Regions from separate parts of the Homo sapiens genome. Here region 2 is linked to region 1. Evidence: chromatin loops called from intact Hi-C (ENCODE). Cell type or tissue: ascending aorta. All regions are shown on one strand.

Region 1 (2,500 bases):
TCAGCCTGCTGAGTAGCTGGGATTACATGCCGGGCTAATTTTTGTATTTTTTAGTAGAGACAGGGTTTCACCATGTTGGCCAGGCTGGTCTCAAACTCCTCACCTTGTGATCCGTCTGCCTCGGCCTCCCAAAGTGCTGAGATTACAGGCGTGAGCCACTGTGCCCGGTCCCAGATTTCGTTTTTAAAAAATCTATGAACTTCCTGGGGTGAAGAAGCAAATACCAACATCTCATCTGACTTTCATTCTGCCACTGAATGGACCTCACAACCCTGACTCCACAGTCAACAGGAAGATAATTTGCCACCCACCTCCTGGAACCATAGCTGTTCCTCTAGAAATGAAGATGGATTCACAGATACGATTACACGTAGGTGAAGTTCTGGAACAGGTAAAACTAATTGATGGTGACAGAAATCGCAACAGTGGTTTCCTTCTTGGTAGAACTCATTGGAAAGGGGCACGAGGGAACTTTCTGGGGTGTTGAAACGTTGTTTAACTTAATTTGGGTGGTGGTTTACATATGTGTATACAATTGTCAAACCCCCTTGAATCACAAAGATCTCTACATTTCATAATATTTAAATTATACTTCAATTAAATTAGTGGACAGTGCTGAGATGAGCACGATAAAGCCCATTTCTTTCCAAACACACTTGTTCCCTGTTACATATTAATTTATGCCTGACCCAATGCCCAGTGAGCTCCCCTTCACAATGGCACCGATGTAGAGGGATGACAAATTCTCAGGTTGGTTTAGATTACAACAGTGGGCAGAATAAATGTTATTTCTCCAAAAAAAGTGATGGGCTTGGACCTTGCCTCAAGTTATGGACCTCAATCTTTCACAGACCTCAATCTCTCAGAAATCCAAGGCCCAGATGAATCACGGCATTTTTCCTAAGGCCACACAGTCAACCAGTAGTACAGCTGGGTCTAAAACTTAGACCAGCTCCCTTTCCCCTTCCCTACATTTAGTCTTTCTCCTCTCCTCTCCTCTCCTTTCTCTCTTTCTCTTTCTCTCTCTCTTTCTTTCTTTCTTCTCCCTCCCTCCCTCTCTTCCTTCCTTCTCTCTCTTTGTCTGTCTCTCTCTCTCTTTTAGATGAAGTCTTACTCTGTTGCCCAGGCTGGAGTGCAGTGGCACAATCTTGGTTCACTGCAACCTCTGTCTCCCGAGGTCAAGTGATTCTCTTGCCTCAACCTCCCAAGTAGCTGGGATTACAGGTGTGCACTGCCACGCCTGGCTAATTTTTGTATTTTTAGTAGAGACGGGGGTCTCAACATGCTGGCCAGGCTGGTCTCGAACTCTTGACCTCAAGTGATCTGCCTGCCTCGGCCTCCCAAAGTGCTGGGATTATAGGCGTGAGCCACTGTGCCAGGCCAAGTCCAGTTTTCTTTCCATCGTAGTATGTGGAGTAGAAAAGAGACTTCCCTCAGACCAACCTTTGTTCCCAACCTTGATCTATCAGGTATTACCTGTATGAACTCAAAATAATGTACGTACTGCCCCATGCCTCAGTCTCCACATCTATAAAATGGAGATACTGTGTTTACCTGTGGTTGAGACTAAATGAAATAAAGTCTGTCAATACCAGGTGCTTACTGACTGGCGGCCCCTTCTCCTTCTGGCCCTATTCATTGCTAATTCTCCTGCCCGGCCTCTTCCTTTGAATGCTTTTCATGACTAATTCTCCATATTTCCTCCCTATACTCAGCCCCTTGGTATGTTTATTCGCAAGGTTATAATACGATGAATCAGCTCTTTAAATAAATATTTTTCTTCGTGAGAATTAATAACCCTAAGTGTTTAAGGCGAGTTTTTAAAAATTCCCTAAGTCTCTTTTTCCCCATCCCCAGCAAACTCTTGATCCAATAAGAAAACAAACCTCATAAATAGGATAAACTGCAGCATATTGCAAAGAAACCGGATACTTTTTTTTTTTAAAGAAAATACGTGAAAAGGTAAAAAGACTTCAACTTCTCGTAGACTTTCTGTCATCTTTGGCAAATTATATTACTTTCCTGTGCCTATTTAAGAACCTCTCAAAATAAAAATGGCTGTTTCTCTTGCAAAGTTGTGAAACGAAGTAGAAATAATTAGTACTTTATCTAAATACATTTTAGGACATTTGAGGTCCTAGCATCAGACTCTCATCTGGTTCCTCAGATCACCCTGAGGACATTTCAATACTGAGGGTCTGAAATTTGAAGGGGACAAATGAGTGCTTTGCTGCTTGGACCAGTGACACATTCATTTTGTTGCCTTGTCCCATCAGAAACCCCTTCTCTTCTGCTGTGCACCACTATGTTTTTGCCTCTCTCCTGGTCAGTTCCAACGCTGGCAACAGCTCCTGAGAGAGTTGACCAGGCAACTATTAAGTACAAGTGGGCCGGGTGCAGTGGCTCATGCCTGTAATCCCAGCACTCTGGGAGGCTGAGGCAGGAGGATCACTTGAGCCCAGGAGTTTGAGACCAGCCTGGGAAACATAGCAAGACCCTG
Region 2 (2,500 bases), 240 kb before region 1:
AAAGAGGAGCAGAGGCCGACAGGTGGGCAGTGGTGCTAGAAGAACACTCTTCCTCCTCTCTGTCCACTCTGCTTTTTTTTTTTTTTAAGGGAGAGCCGACTTTTAATGCAGATTATTGGAACCATGCAGACACAGCCTGTCCACTGTGCTCTTTAACCTCAGATGCTGTCTCAACTCCCAAATGCTTGCAAACCCCAGTGCAAAGCTTGTCAGAAAACTTAGCCATGTGCAGATAAGAATGGAGAGAAGAGCAAAGCAAGGTGCTCATCGGCCGGGCACAGTGGCTCATGCCTGTAATCCCTGCACTTTGGGAGGCCAAGGCAGGCGGATCACCTGAGGTCAGGAGTTCAAGACCAGCCTGGCCAACATGATGAAACTCCGTCTCTACTAAAAATGCAAAAAATTAGCTGGGCGCAGTGGTGGGTGCCTGTAATCCCAGCTACTTGGGAGGCTGGGCAGGAGAATCACTTGAACCCGGAGGACAGAGGTTGCAGTGAGCCAAGATCATACCACTGCACTCCAGCCCAGGCAACAGGGCAAGACTCTGTCTCAACAAAAACAACAAAAAAAAACGGCGGGGGTTGGGGGGTGGTGGCATCATCACAGGTATAAAATGAGTATGACAAATGCAGCGCTAACGCGAGCCACAAGGATGAGGGAGCACTGTGAGCTGGGGCACAACCCTAAGATTCAGAAATGAAGGGGAAGGTGAAATCTAAGACTTCTCCCCTGCAGAGACAGCCACCCTCAGCAGGGGACCTGAAGTGGTAGCAGCCAGTCCCCAAGCATCCCTGGACACCCAGGCATCCCCCATAGCAGTCGGTGGCCTTCATAGGTCCTTGCCATAGAGTACTCAAACAGAGTAGGGCACCCACGACAGCTAAATGAGTCCCTCTGACTCAATTCCTTGTCTTGAGACTACAGGGTTTTAAACCCGAAGCTGGCAATCATTTCTGAAGAACTGCATCCAATTCTACAGAGGAAAGCTTCAGTTCAGCCACGGCCATGTAGGCCCTGAAAGGAACACAGGCGGTTTTTAGGCTCAGGTCAAAGGATGCGGAGCTGAAGGAGATGGCAAGTCAAAGCTCCACCCTGACCAACTACAGAGGAAGGAAAAGTAATAAAGTGAGTCTCAAGAGAGAAACTTGGTGAGCACATAGTTGATAAAGTTGGAAATGTGTGGTTTGAGAGTCCCGAGTTTGTAATATTTTTCTTTGGGCTGGAGAACAATTATAGACGTTTGTTCTCTATATAGGCAACCGCAAGAACAACTGTCCCGTGCCCATCAGAGAGCTAATCCCAGGGGAAAATGTGTTCCTGACATTGTGCTTCAGAATTCCGACATAATTTCTTCTCAAAGGCGCTGCCAGAAGTGTTGGGTAACTCCCCAGACTGGCCTATTGCTGAAATGCTCTACATTTTTTGAAGGAATATATTTCAGCTATTTATAGCTTTCAGCTACATCATCATCGTCATCATCATTTCTCAAGCTTGCCTATGGGCTAAAAGATCATTTGTAACACTACTGCGGCTGGGCACAGTGGCTCCTGACTGTAATCCCAGCACTCTGGGAGGCTGAGGAAGGCGGATCACTTGAGATCAGGAGTTTGACACCATCCTGGTCAACATGGTGAAACCCCGCCTCTACTAAAAATACCAAAATTAGCTGGATGTGGTGGCACGGGCTTGTAATCTCAGCTACTTGGGAGTCTGAAGCATGAGAATCGCTTGAACCAGGGAGGCAGAGGTTCCAGTGAGCCAAGATCGTGCCACTGCACTCCAGCATGGGTGCCAGAGCGAGACTCCATCTCCAAAAAAAAAAAAAAAAACAAAGCAAAAACAAAAAAACACTATTGCCACTGAAGACCACAGTGTTCCAAATACTAATAAACACACCTAAAAAAAACACAGTAGGGTTGTAAACTGAGGCCTGCCTGTGCTCATTACCATAAAGTTCACAGACCAATTTGTCCCATGTTTTTGGTCCTTCCCAGCTCTCTAGTGCACCGGATGGGAAGGATCGAATAGCACCCACATTCCTTCCCCTTATCCTGCCCACAGTGTCAAACTCTGTCACCACTAGGAATAGCAGCTTTCATCCAGAGGATAACATGAAAAGTTTACGATAGTAAGAGGTGGAGAGGAAAAGAAAGCGGTAAAAGGTATCACCAACAATACACTAATCTTTGGTCAATGTTCCAAAGGAAAAGATACAAAGATTCACCGCCATCCCACACTTCCAATCAAAATCAAAACCAAAATGAACTATGCTAAATGGCAGGATGCCTCAATTATAAATGTGTGATTCTGTAAAGAGTTTATTCCCATAGTTATGGGTTCCAACTTGCCAACTGATTGAGTCCTGAGTTTTATTATTATTATTATTTTTAGATGGAGTCTAGCTCCGCCGCCCAGGCTGGAATGCAGTGGCATGATCTCGGCTTACTGAAATCTCTGCCTTCTGGGTTCAAGTGATTCTCCTACCTCAGCCTCCCAAGTA

The links. Peaks named below come from ENCODE experiments on the same cell type or tissue, not always from the same donor. Only the 100,000 strongest peaks of a DNase experiment are listed, where the experiment ranks them.
Region 2: a loop joins it to region 1, with 3 times the contacts of the local background. A loop is called at or near these places in 2 of 110 quality-filtered maps.

Annotation. Positions count from the first base shown.
Region 1 is chr5:17,126,377-17,128,876 of GRCh38, forward strand. No RefSeq gene overlaps it. Among named protein-coding and RNA genes, the nearest start is that of MIR10522, 28 kb to the right of the region's middle. In ascending aorta, no CTCF peak of the experiment used is centred here; no DNase peak of the experiment used is centred here; H3K4me3 peaks cover 527 bases; H3K27ac peaks cover 1,581 bases.
Region 2 is chr5:16,885,121-16,887,620 of GRCh38, forward strand. All of the region lies in intron 1 of MYO10 (myosin X), which reads right to left. Among named protein-coding and RNA genes, the nearest start is that of MYO10, 50 kb to the right of the region's middle. In ascending aorta, no CTCF peak of the experiment used is centred here; DNase peaks (open chromatin) are centred at 1,059 and 1,381; H3K27ac peaks cover 2,147 bases.